3 separate regions of the Mus musculus genome follow, and regions 1 and 2 are each linked to region 3. A link is a contact called in ENCODE Hi-C or POLR2A ChIA-PET data. All regions are on one chromosome and are shown on one strand. The core of a region is the stretch at or near the end of the contact, and the rest is flanking DNA. Distances in the headings are between cores, read along the strand shown.

Region 1 (4,230 bases), core at 1,087-3,586, 110 kb after region 3:
AAACAGTTTGGACAGCTGAAGAGGTTTCAGAAATGACAACGGGCAGATGAGAAAACCACATTCCTTCCTGCCAGAGCTTCAGTCAGTTCCAGACTGTGGCCTCAGATCCTGAATAACTGTTCTGGTTGCAAGGACTCAGAGGACAAGGAAACAGGAGTCTTGACATGTTCTGCTGGCACCCATCTGCCCAGTCCTGCACTGGCCAAGCTCCGTCCATTGGCAAATGCTCCTCCTCACTGGGCTCGCCACGTCCGCCTCTTTATTGATATTTTCATTGCACTTACTAGCAGAGGGTAAAGGAATCAGGGTGGCAAGTGAGGGCAGAGGAGTCATTCATTCATAGTTTCCTTTTTGTTTCCTACACACCAACCACATGACCAGATCATATTAACTCTATAACCATACACGAGACAAACAGAAGGCCCTAGAATAATGCAGTCATTCCTGCACCTTCCTCACAGGTGCAAATGGCCACCCCACCCTCAAATCCTAAAACTTTTTGCAGGCAGAGGAGGAGAGGAAGACAGTAATTTATCAGGACTCCAAAGTACCAGATGGTACTTCAAGCCCTCTGGTTGGCACTTAGAATTTGGGGGCATAGCTGGGACAAGAATCAGAACTTGAAATCTGGGATGGGGGGCATAGCTAGGACGAGTCTGGCACTTAGAATTTGGGGGGGGGGACAAGAGCTAAAACAAGAGTCTGGGCTTTTCTGGAGTTCTCCTGAAACCAAAAGAGGGGCTTCACTTCTCCACCCTTCTGTCCTAGCTATCGCATTAGAATTGAGTTTTGCTCCCTAAACTGGAAAACTGATGAGAAGTAGAAGGTGAACAAAAAATATCCAAAACAGAGATGAAGAACCCAGCGGATTCCCCCATCCACGGATGGGGCTGAGATACATACAGTATACACTCAGGGCATCACTCAGCTGCTGCAAGCTTTGTAACACCTCTCCGAACGATTTCCCTTCGTGCCTGTCCAACACTGGTATCCAAACCCTTAGGTATCTGTTTGAGGATCCTGAGTATTGATCAGGTCAAGTACTATAAGGTTCTCACTTCTTGATTTCTTGACCTTAAAGGGCCCAGGAGGGGTCACCCTAAACCACAACGCCATCATGAAGATGACCATGGGGAGGGATAACACGGATTAATTTATACCACGGTGCCTTCCACTTGCCCATCACCTCCAGAGCGCATGCAGAATTTCTCTGACATTCTTCACTAGCTTTCCATGGGGATTAGAGGCCCTGACGATGGGATGGAGCCTCGCTCTACTGAGAAATGCTGGGGAGAATTACAAATGAAGGATTTAAGCAACTCCGAACATTATATATCAGAACAACTATCTTTTCTCATCTGTGTTATTGTGAGCAAACCTGGGGGACGGGGAGGCGGGGAGGGGAGGGGAGGAGACGGGGAGGGAGGAAAAACCTTTCATCACAACTGATTCAGGTGGTATCAAGAGCAAATTACAATACTAATACAGCACTCCAGGAGAGAAAAGTTTTAAAAGAGAAAATTGGTGACTTTCAGAGCATGGTTCTTCTTTGTCCAGCACCGAGGCTCATCACAGAGAGAGGGGAAGGGGGCAAGGCTGTCAGGCCAGAGACGCTGAACAGGGACAAAGAGGGAACTGGTGCCATATGTCACCAGAGGCATAGCAAAAGCAACCACTGCTCTGATGCTGGCTTGCCGTCTGCTGTGGCCTTTAGTGGCTCACAAGTTGGAAGGGAGAACTGGCAGCTGTTGGTGTCTGCTTCCGTACATATACATCTCCATAATAGCATGGACCCCAAACCAGTGCTATCTGACTCTTGTTCCTCCCAAGGTACACCCCCTCACCCCTGAAGGATACTGAGACCCTCTGGCTACTAGAGTCTGCATTAAGACTTGTCACATCAACATTTCAGTGTGCTCTAGGATCAGCCACAAACCCTGGTCCCTAGGCTGACTGTTTCTGTGGTCCAAGTGTTTTCCTAGCTGCTTGATGCCACCTTAGCTGCACTGGAAGCTCCCAGTGATGCAGGGCTACTGACGTGCTGTACTGTGGCTATGGAGAGACCACATCCTAGGACCTCATGGTACCAGAGAATTAACTCTCCTACATGAAACTTTGTCTAAACATGCACTCTAATGAGCCTAAACCAGCTCTCAGAATAGAAAAAGAAAACAGAAGAGGGGGATTAAGGGCCCTACATGGGAGGAGCATAGATCAGAAGACTCCTCTAAGGTCCCAGAATTCCTTCAGCCTAGTGCGACTACAAGCTATGAGCACCACAGTCCACAAGGGGCAGTGTGGCACCTCCCATCTACCCCTCCCCAGGAGCTCTGGCCAGGTGCTCAGAGGATACTGCCAACTTGCACACTGGCTCCAAAGAGTCTGAGCCCTTCTTAGTGACCGGCTCCAAGGACTAAGCTGCTGCCTTTGGCTAAAGGACAGGGGCGGTGGAGGCAGAAGAATGCAGCCCCGCCCCTTCCCCACAAGGTGTATCAGCCACTCAGAACAATCTGGAAGACTGGAATTGAGAAACGGGGACTGATGGAAACATTTAACCAAAGTTCTTTGGGGAATGTGCCCAATTCTGTCCCGCAGAAACAGAACACCATGGGCTGCTCTCAAAGCTCACGGTCATCCTGGGCCTGAGACATCTTGAAACCTGAGTTCTATTCCAAATACTAGCACTCTGTCTCTTTGCCTTGGAGAACCCAGGACACTGGAGTGAGCTAACTTACCCCAACTCCGGGTTTTTCTCCCCTGCAAAGGCCATCCCACACTCTTCCTGGAGGGAGGGTGGCTGTCAAAGGCCTCCGAACTCTCCAGGTTCCAATGAGAGGGTACCTATCGGATTCCTACCTGAGGGGATCTGAGAGGCTGAACAGAAGCTTCCAGCCAAGACGGAGCCTTTCGGCCTAATTTACTTGGCAAACTCCTCAGGTGTCAACAACAGTCCTAAACATACTGAGTTTAGGAGAACAAAAGAGAGATCGCTAGTGTCTGTGGCTGGACATTCTAAACAAGCAAGATAAAGGACTAGGAGCTACTGAGTGCCAGGATGCTTCCACATGAATGTTCTACGGTCAGCAGGGTGACTCCCTCCTTGGAGCTGGTTTTGTGCGTTGCACTTCCTTGTGCTAGTGTCAGAAGCTGTGGGACCTTGGGTGCGCTGGGTAAGGGCTCCACTTCTAAGCTACACCTTCAACAGTTACCAGTTAGAGGAAAGAGCTTGCCCACGGATCTCCATGGTCTTTGATCTTTCTGTCCAACTTGCTCTTGGTCTGGCGCGTACTTGTGTCCCAGAGGCAGATGCTAGGGGCACCGTCATTTAGATGTCAAGGCAACACAACTCGTTCCTGAGCTTCCACCAGTTGGGCATTCTAATTACCCCTGCTGTACCTATCTGCTCACCCAGTTCCTCTTCCTTCCCAAAACAACAATGCCCATTTGCCTACTCCCCTCAAGAGATGCTTGGCCTTACAAGAAGATTCGCTTGCTGCTCTGTTTCTTACAAAGTCTTCACCATCTGCAGAATGGGGCTATCCCAGAACAAAAGTCAACCCCACCCCAAGATCCTGGCTCCAATGTCCCCATGTCTTCCCTCATCCCAAGCATATAAAGGTGAACACAAGGTTGGATGATAACAAGGACAGACAGGACTACGTGGTGGCGGTATCTGGCATAGTCTCCGGCCTACGGTGGGCTCCTCAGGATACTGTGGGGTGCTTCATGCATTAGGGAAGGGGAATGGTTTAAGAGTTGAAAGAAGACGAGCCAAAGCTGGCTGAGTCCCTTGGGGCTCATAAACCACAGCACTTCTGGAAGAACCTATGGGCGCGGTACCAGCTGGCCTCACTGGGCCCGGGCCGTGAGTTTTTCTGGCCAATTTGGAATTCCAAAGTTCATGCTTGGAAGTCCAGAGGCATTTGGCTCCAGTTCAGGGGAGCTTCTTCCCTGCTGAGTAGACCTGCTCTCTCCTCTGTCCTGTCTCCCTCCCACCTTCAAAGCACTTGCTCCCAGCAGCCCCAGCCCCCCTCACCTCCCTGCCTGACGCTCTTCTCCAAGTGGCTCGTTCTCTCTCTCTCTTTGAGTTCATCAGACACCCAGAGATGACATCCAAACCCTCTTTTGATAGAAGAGTGCTATCCAGACCCCAGAAGCCATGCAGTCTGCCCAAGGCCACTCACAGCCAGTTGGCAGTAGAGCTGGGACCAGAAACCAAGGCTCTTAATG
Region 2 (4,903 bases), core at 878-3,377, 89 kb before region 3:
TGGAGGTCTCCAATATTTGAGGGCAGTGAAATCTTGTTCACAGGTGACCAAATATAATGGCAGTCCTAGGGCAGGGGACAAGGAGTGGCTATTCCCACACTTATAGGGCACAGGGAGCCTCTAAGACCACCAAGTTTTACTACATTCTCTTCTTCCTAGGGTTTGCTCTAGTGCCTCGAGGTTCTGTTGGGTTGTGAACTAAGCTATGTCCTATCTTGGTTTCTGACCTCGAGGTGTGGGGTCCCTAGGGACATAGCTCTGTCCCCTCTTAATCTGTATCCTTGGGCTACACATTCCTACTCCAGGGCCACAGCTCCAGAAACTCCACTTTCATGCCTCACCAGCTCACACCAGGACTTCACTTCCTAGCTTCCCCGGGTTGCTCTCCGGAGCACTCCTGCTTTGGGACAAAGAGCCAGAGCTTCCCAGAGTCCAGCCAAGCCCAGGACAGCAGAGGCAGGTGGCAGTTGTCCTCCTGCCTCAAACAAAAGCAATCAAGCCATCATCCTGATTTCTTTTTAAATCAATTCCCATGACAAATGTGTCTGCGAAAGAGGGCCGGCTGCCCCCAGGCGTTCACCGCTTCAATGAGGACAACAGAAGGAGCAGGATTCATAAAACTATAATGTGCTATTTGAACAGATTTCCCAGTAACCTGACCCTGTAGTCTGAGAATCGGCTCAGCCTTCACCCAGTCCAGATGGAGCCTCTCTGCAGCCTCCTTGGGGGACAGTAGCAGCTCTGTGTGCCTGATTGACCAGGGGACACTTGTAAGGAGGGGAGCAGAGCTGTTGGGAGCGAGCAGGGGGTCTGGGTCGGGGTAAACCTTCCCTAGCACTGAGAGACCCCAGTTGTCTGATCAGGTTTTCTTGCTCATGTGTAGAGGCCATGACCTATTTCCTTCTGTGACAAGAGTATATATGATGAACACAAACCCTAAGGCATCATGGGAGATGTATGTGGACTGTGCCAGGCTCCTGTGGGAGCCCAGTGAGGCATGCTGGGAGCTGTCACCACTCCGTCCTAAAGAGAATCAAAGCCAAACAAAGCTAGCCACATTTTAGACTTGACCTCCAATGAGGTCACCAGGCAAACTGCTGGAATTGTCCAGACAATGGGAAATTCCAAAAAGTATAAGTACCCAAGAAAAGACCCAAGAGTGAACGGAAGCCTAGCACTAGGCAGGCAAACCTGAGCTGTGACCGTCAAGACCAGCAGGTCACTTCGGGCTCAGGTGGGTTAAGCTTGGGAATATAACAAGCTCAGGAGGACTGGCCCCTCACAGCCATTGCAGACATTGTTCTTTCAGTGTCCAGCAGCAGACATGGGCTGGGGCTCTGCTGCTCACGCTGGGAGAAGAAAAGGAAGCATTTGAAATGCCCAGAACTTTCTGTCTGCATCGAGGCTCACCTTTGGGGAAAGCTAGATGACCACAGCTGAGCCTGCTGGGATTCATCAGAATCTAATCTATCCAGAGGGGTGGAAATAGCCAGCGCCAGTCGCTTCTGGCCTGAAGCACCAATGACCTGAAGCACTGAGGGCCATTGTGCAGTTTACAGCTTGGGCCCAGGGGTAAAGGGGCTGAGACCCAGTCCTGGGGCTTTGGGATTCTTCTCTCCCCACTTCTCCAGCTGGGCCACTGAAGGTGCACAGGGACAAGTGTCTGTACACCACACTCTGAATCTCCCCAGGACCGGGACAGAGCATGTCACCTGAATTGTATAGATAAAGAAAGTGGGACTCAGAGGGACGGAAGAGGGACCCTGTAAATAGCAAACCAGGATCGAGGACCCAGGCTGGGTTTCCTTGCCCATCCAGCAAGCAGCAGCAGGGGTCTTCCAACCTCCTCCACCAGCACCAAGTCTCTATCCCTAGAGAGTCCTCAGTCTCTAATCAGGAGTAACCCTGAGCTATGCAGGTGACCTCAAATAGCTTCTTCCAGCTTGGCTCACAGAGGCCTCCAGGGGTGACAGGGGTGACTCTGGCAGCTTTGGGTCCTGCTGAGCTTCTTTCTCTGTGTCACACCTGTCCCTGTCCCCTTCCAAGGAGCTGGGGAAGGCTGCTCTCATGTGCTGAGCCCCTCCTGAGAGTGAAGATGCCCGGTGAGGACTCCAGGCTCCTGGCAGAGCTCAGGGCCAACCTGTCTCCACGATGAGAGCCTGTGCCCTTTGCTGACTGCTTCAAGAGCAATCTGTGCTGCTTGGCAGAGGCAGACAGACGAATCTTTACATCCTCTACCGTAACTAGGGCAAGTGTAAGGAGAGAGCAAAGAGATTCAGTGATCAGGCTCTGATGTCGGGCCGCCTGGGTTCCGGTCTCGCTTGTGCCTGGGTGACCTTAAAGCTCCCTAGCCTTGGATTTTCCTTATTAAAAGCATATGATAATTAAAGCCAGTTTAGGGCTACTTCAGGGGATGAAGAGGATACAACAGTACACTAGGTCTCAGCTCCCGGTAGAAGGAAATGATAAACTGCTCTTAGTATTAGGATATTCCCCTCTCAGGCATCTTTAAGGGGACAGAAGAGTCCACCGTAAAGCAAGCTCCGGTGACTCCAGTCAGTTGTTATCTGCATGGGAAAAGGAAGAGGCTACCCAAGCCCATATTGGGTGGAAGGTTAACAACAAAGCTTCCAGAGAGCCAGGGAGGGCCTAGCCCTGTTACATCAGAATATTAGTGTTGTAAGTTAGAAATGTCCTGACCATATCAGGGTGAGCCATCTGAATTGAGAGCCTTATTCCTCTCACTGTCCAGCGTGGCCACCTCTCGGGGGGAAGGGCACATGAGTGACAAGCTATAATTAAAGCCTCAGTGTTGATCTCGTTGGAGAGGAACAATTCTGTCCACACAGATGAGGACCGTCCGCAGGGCCACCTTCTCCTTGTTGCTCTGTCTGCTAGAATGGGTGACCCCTCTTCTCAGGACCTTTACTGGCCCATCTCCAGCCCATCTGGCAGGTTTTGAGCTCTGGGACTCCTTTGCACGGAGGGTCCATGAGTATGACTGTCTGGAGACAATGGACCCAGGAAGCTCTGCAGTCTGTTGTAGGGATAGGACTGCCCTCCCAGGTGGCATCTCCCTGGTCCCATCTGTACTAGGTTCCTGCTACACTAGGGCAAGCCTGGGTGTGCGTGATGGAGCTGCTACTTGGTGTGGGAGAGAAGTTTCTCTCTACTAGAAGCTGCTGTCAGTTCATGCTACCCCACTGGCCAGGCTTTTCTGGCCCATGTACCCAGTCTGTGGTTGTTTTTCTAAGCTGAGAGGGTGTTTCCCCCTCTCTGGGGTCTTATTCTTTCATTTGATTGGCAATATTTACTGAGGACTTGTATTATGCCTTAAAAACAGAGAAAAGCAGGCAGACTTGCCCCCAGCACAGAGAGGAGAGCCAGGCACCAACAGACTGAGAGGACAGCTCCAAGCCACACGGAAGTCCCAGGCAGTGCAGACCCCTCCCGAGCATGTTGGATGGAGGGAGCAAAGCAGGACCCACTTCCAGGCCAAGGATCCAAATTTCCTTCTCCCAGCCTCTAGCCTATATCATTGTCCTAGGCCAGTGAGCCACAATCTCATCATGTATGTGATCTTTTCCAGGCCATCTGGGTGGCCTTGATCCCTCTAGCCATTCCTTGGCAAGGAAGCAGTATTTCTATTTTACACTTGGGACAGAGAGGTCTCAGGAGGAGAGAGGTGGGAAGGGACATCATATCCTAACTGCTTCCTACATACCTGTTTCTTTGTTGTATAAGAGGAGCCTCGCATGCTCCTTTGCCATCTCCAGCATCCTCAGGAAGCCAGGGTTCTCCATGTGTGGAAACAGTCGTTTCATCTCTTATGTTTTTTCTAAACCAGCTTTCCGATGGGATTCTTGGGCCTGTCAGGTTGGCCCCCAGTTACTCTCTAGAGAGTAGCCTCTGAGGTGGATGTAGGAGCACATGCCTACAAACCTCCCCCTACTCCACCCCAGAAGGCTCAGGCAGGAAGCTTGTCCTAAGTTTGAGGCCAACCTGGGTTATAGAGGAAGACTCTGCCTCAAAACACCAAACAAAAGCCATGAAAAGAGGAGTGTCTTCAAACAGTAGCCCTCACTTGTCTGTGAGCACTTGTGGGGTGGGGGAGAGTAACTCCCAGGGTTCACTCACCATCATTATTGCATTGTGGGCTGTGAGGAGAACTCTCTCTCATGTCTGCCAGTATCTGGGGGCTTACTGGCCACCCATAGCATGGAGTGGTACTCCTCCGTGTTCCTCACTTGCAGAAATGGCATTTCAGACTGCTGTCATTGTCACGCACCATTCTGCCCTCCTATGTCCATCTCAATGTCTATCCTAAGGACACTAGTCACATGGATACAGATCCACCCCTGCAGGATGACCTCATCAGAAATACACTAGCAACAACCTATCTCCAAAGAAAGTCATGTTATGAGACACTGGGGTGAGGATTTGGAAAGATCACTTTTGGGGACACATTTCAAACCCGATCTATAGTTGCTGGGAACCCCTGTCCCTACAAAGGCCACAGAAATGGCCAGTGTCAACACTGCCAGCCCATTGCAAGATGCCACCGGGAAGGGCTGTATTGGCGTCATTGTCCTTTGCTCTGACAGAGCCAAAACAAGATGCAGTCCACACTCAGTAAATGATCCTCGATGCTGTTGGTGACAGTGTCTTGCTTGTCCTGGCTCAGCCTCGAGATCTGGCCACAGAGCTGTTCCTCAGCACACAATCTACCCAGTGCCAGTTTGTCAGGAACTTTGTGGTCTGGTCTTTGTGAACCCTGACATCACAGTCTCCTTCATCACCAGTCCTGGGAGAGGCTAGCCCCCCCCCAACCCCCAATGGGGCCCTTACTTTTAGTGTGACAGCTATTTTATCTGGGCAGTAGGGAAACAGAGATATTTTAAGA
Region 3 (4,392 bases), core at 413-2,912:
AAAAACAACAACTACTACTACCACCACCCAATAGCAGGGATTGTGGCTGGTGAAATGTTGGCTTTGTGGTTAAAGGCTCTTCTTGCCACCAAGCTTGACTACTTGAGTGCTATCTCTGGGATCCAAATGGTAGAAGAAGAGAGATGCTGAACGTTGTCCTCTAAGATGCCCCCCACCCTCCAGCACTGTAATAAAACAAACAAACAAACAAACAAGCAAACACCCAAGTAACAGGGTGAGGCCTAGAAAGATGGCTCAGCAGTTAGGAGCATTCGTTCTTTCAAAGGACCTAGGTTCAATTCCCAGTACCCCTACGGTGACTCACAACCATCAAATAACTCCAGTTCCAGGAGATTCAACACTTTATTCTGACCTACTTAAGTAATGGACATACATACAGGCAAAATCATTCATATACATACAATAAAATAAATCTTTAAAAGTTAAAAAAAAAAAAGAAGCACAAACAAACCACAAAACTAACTGGGGACTGAAGAAGCTGGGTATGGCCCAGTGTCAATAAAAGCTATAGGTCAATGACAAGCACTGGGGACCTCCTAGATCCCAGATAAACCAGGACACTAGTTATTCTAACTGCAGGAAGACAGACATAAATGGCAGTGATCTTGTAGAAAAAAAAAAAAACAAGTATATTATTGTTTTAAAAATATTTTAAAAATCTACTAAACTGTCAAGAGTAGCTTTAAAAACTATTGTGCAAGCCGGGCAGTGGTGGCGCACGCCTTTAATCCCAGCACTCGGGAGGCAGAGGCAGGTGGATTTCTGAGTTCAAGGCCAGCCTGGTCTACAAAGTGAGTTCTAGGACAGCCAGGGCTACACAGAGAAACCCTGTCTCGAAAAAAACAAAAAACAAAACAAAACAAAACAAAACCTACTGTGCATTTGGTAACTGTTTAAGTTTCCTGCTACTTACTGGCTGCTTGCTGCATGTTTTCATAAAGCAATATAATAGCTTGTCATCAATAGGGTTATGGGGTGTGTGTGTGTGGGGGGGGGTGTTCCTCTTGCACATAGGTGGAGAAATTTGATCAAGAAGGAATAAAGTCAGCCACATCAGGACTTTGAGATTTCTCCTCATGGCTCAGGCATGGTGACTGGCCCCAGTTCCCGCCTTTGAGCCCCCATCCTGGGAACTGGGAACTGAGAAGTCTCCTTTGCAGGAAGCTGCCCCAGCACAGGAAGATGGGCGTGCCCTGAGCAGGCAGGCAGATAATTACCTGTGGCAGACACTAGGATGGGAATAATGCCGCTAACCAGCTCACTTCCTAACAGGCCTATCAGTGGCAATCTATTGCCTTGTCTTATGAAAACCTGCTGCCTGTTCCTAGGCAACCCGATCAACGGAAATTTCAGGTTTATACAATTTTCATTTAGGGAACAGAAAGGTTAACTAACTGTAATGGAAGTATTTTAAACAAACCCACCTACTAACTCTTCCTAGCACTGAGCAGGGCTGGCAGCTTGGCTAAATTCTGTCGTCTTTGCTGGGGGCATTTTGGAGCGCCCACCACGGGAGTTCTGTCAACCACCCGCCCTGTCACAGTGAGTGCACTCTAAGGCCAGAGGCCATGGCATGTGAACTCTCTAGAGGCTCAGCCTGTCCTGGGCACTGGAGTGACAGGAGAGGCACTGGACACAGCAGGGAGCCTGGTCTGGCCAGCAGTGACGAGATTCTGGAAAGACTTCCCAGAGCCAGAGGGCTGCTTACACAGTCTGTCCCCACTCCCTGCCCCTGGAGATTCAGATTGATTTAATTCTGGGATGTGGAAGAACTCAGAGCCAGGATGTGGGGGATCCTCTGATAAACAAGTGAGGCCCTGCTCTGAGAATTTCCATTCTGTTGAGACAGAGACACCCCCAATTTCTTGTTCATCAAGGATATAGACAAGTACTCTCTAAACATCAAACTGCCTTAAGCTCCCTGCCCTGCCCTGCCCCCACCCCCCACCCAGAGCCTCTCCCCACCCCCACCCCCTTTTCCCAAGACAGGGTTTCTCTGTGTAGCCCTGGTTGTACTGGAACTCTCTCTGTAGACCAGGCTGGCCTTGAACTCACAGAGATCTGCCTGCCTCTGTCTCCCAAGTGCTGAGATTAAAGGCGTGCGCCACCACCGCCTGGAGTCACTTTTAGGACTGTCACTCTTGTCACTTCTCCATCTCTGGAGCCCACACACACACACTATCTTCTACTGTACCAGTAGCAAGCCAGAGAGCTTGGCCCAAGACCTAAAGGGAAGATCAGAGTCAAACAAGAAAACCAAATCCACCTCCTTGGTTCTGGTCTTAAACTCAAGTCATTTGGACATGAGCCATGGTCCAGACATCAGCAACCATGCATAAAATACCCTCAAACATAGTGGCCTTGCGCAACCATTGATTAGACAATCCTTGGGGCTCTGAGTTGATGTGGTTTGGCTGGGCTCCATCTCCTATGGAGCTGTGGTCAGATGGTGGCTAGGACTGGAGCCAGAGAAAGCCTTGACTAAACGAGGCATCTAAGAAGATGATGGAGAGCCATGTACAGCTTCTCCAAGGCACCTGGCTTTGTCACAGCGTGGACGTTCTCGAAGACTCTGCAGAAGGTATGGTGTTCACACCACTGGGATTCACACCATGCAAACTCCCGCCACATTCTACTGTGTGCCCTATGCCAGCTGAGGGCCAGTGAAGGAGGACAGGACACAAGGTGTAAACAGCTGGAACCTGAAGATCTAAGGGCCATCTCTGGACTTAGACACTGCCTGAGGTCACTGGCACGTGGGAGGACCAGACAGGAGGGAGACATCCTACCATCTAGCTGTCTGCTGGCTGGGTTCTCTGGGCAGTGGGCACTGAGGTCTGCTGACATTGTGAAGCAGTAAACACAGCATACAAGCTCCCTTCCCACTGCAGCCAGGGAGGTGGGGTGGGGGTGGGAGGGAAGGGAAGGGAGGGACGCAGGCATAGATCTGGAGAACTGTCTCCCAGTTTAGAGCTTTTCCCATCAACTTTTGGCTACTGTCACTGGTTCCAGAGCAGCCTACTCAGGGCATGTGGAAGGAAATAGGCCAGTCTGTGTGGCTCTGTACTTATCAGAGGTCTCAGAGGCCCACTTGTGACTGACAACTCATTCCAGGAGTGGGCCTCTACTTCTGAACCCCGGAAACGGCAAAGCTACGCAATGACCCACAGTCGGGCCTGAAAATGTGCTTTGCAATTTCATTCTTTAACTATGCCGCTCAACTTGACAAATGGGCCTTGGAGGACAGGCAAGTCGTTCTTTTATCCCTCAGGATCGTGGTTTCAAAACGAGGCCCTAACAGAAGACTCTACCCCTGGGATAACGGAGGCTGCAGCATCTTCCTGTCGAGGACATGTCAAATGCCTACTGGGAGTTCACAGGGTTCTGCATGTCTGTATTGCATGGGCGAGGGACCGCTTCTCACTGCCATCCATCTCACTTCCTCCTCCTCCCTCCCCCATGCCCCCATTCCCAGTGGTGGTGCTGGGTATCAAACCCAGGGCCTGTGCATGCCAGGCAGATGCTCTTCCACTGAGCTATAACACGGCCCTATTGTCTCTGACTCGTTATTCAGTCAGAACATCAAACTTAAAGACAGCTCCAAGAGCAGCTGGTTTTGCCAACGCTGCTCCCTGTTGGCATTCTGGCACACACACCTCAGCATCTGCACACACTCCCTGTCTCTATCTGCATGGGTAGGGGTGAGTTTATGTCTCAAGTCTGAGAGCATGCTGCACACAAAGGGCTGGACTCAGGGCTTGGGCACTTACACACACACACATGGATCCCCAGCATGCCAAGAAAAGAAAATTCTAAAAAACTTCTTACATGAAGCTAGGTTGCAAACTTTGTGGTTTGCAAGCTCTGAACATGGGGTTAGTTAGTTCTTTACACAACCAGAACTCTCACCAGTTTCAATAGGGACCCAGCACTTTAATCTAGCTTTTATAATCCTTTTGTCAATGGACTCAACAATGCCCCTTTATGGCAATATATCTACCTACTGTTTAAAAAGATTTGCTGTCTATGTAGCCAGGTTGTCCCTGAAAGCATGATATTCTTGCTTTAGTCTCCCGAGAAGCCAAGACTATAAGCACGTGCCACTGTCTCCTGAATGTACTATGCTTTAGATTAAGTATGTCAGGGAGTACTGTTTTGGGAAAGTCCCCAGAATTTCTATGGGGAGGGGTTCCCTATGGCTGCTCCTGTACAAACCAACTTGAAGTCCCTGCAAATACTGGGTATCTGTGGAAAGAGCCAGGGAGTCTGAGAAGGAAGCCAAGCTCTAAAGAATAAAAAGACTTGTTTCAGTCAGCATGCAGTTCCAGGGCCTGATGAAAAGACAAGAGCTGTACCTGTGCCCTGATGTAC

Evidence for each region. Hi-C counts contacts between places; a loop is a spot of excess contacts on that map. ChIA-PET counts read pairs that join two places held with the same protein, here RNA polymerase II (POLR2A).
Region 1: POLR2A ChIA-PET joins it to region 3 with 10 read pairs in Patski. The contact joins two enhancer-like sites. POLR2A ChIA-PET finds 5 or more read pairs at or near these places in 2 of 5 experiments (Patski and embryonic stem cell).
Region 2: a map of heart shows a loop between it and region 3 (2.1-fold over the local background). The contact joins two enhancer-like sites. A Hi-C loop is called at or near these places in 2 of 37 maps with a recorded cell type or tissue (gastrocnemius and heart). POLR2A ChIA-PET finds 5 or more read pairs at or near these places in 1 of 5 experiments (embryonic stem cell).

What each region holds. Positions count from the first base shown.
Region 1 is chr11:88,510,448-88,514,677 of GRCm38, forward strand. The region is part of intron 6 of Msi2 (musashi RNA-binding protein 2); the gene reads right to left. Among named protein-coding and RNA genes, the nearest start is that of 0610039H22Rik, 110 kb to the right of the region's middle. Within about 2 kb of position 2,337, at least 1 of the 3 ENCODE cell types and tissues checked has a DNase peak (open chromatin) inside an H3K27ac peak, as active enhancers do.
Region 2 is chr11:88,308,861-88,313,763 of GRCm38, forward strand. No RefSeq gene overlaps it. Among named protein-coding and RNA genes, the nearest start is that of Ccdc182, 17 kb to the left of the region's middle. Within about 2 kb of position 2,128, at least 1 of the 3 ENCODE cell types and tissues checked has a DNase peak (open chromatin) inside an H3K27ac peak, as active enhancers do; it is gastrocnemius, where a contact is called at or near this core.
Region 3 is chr11:88,397,976-88,402,367 of GRCm38, forward strand. All of the region lies in intron 8 of Msi2 (musashi RNA-binding protein 2), which reads right to left. Among named protein-coding and RNA genes, the nearest start is that of Mir378b, 47 kb to the left of the region's middle. Within about 2 kb of position 1,663, at least 2 of the 3 ENCODE cell types and tissues checked have a DNase peak (open chromatin) inside an H3K27ac peak, as active enhancers do; they include gastrocnemius, where a contact is called at or near this core.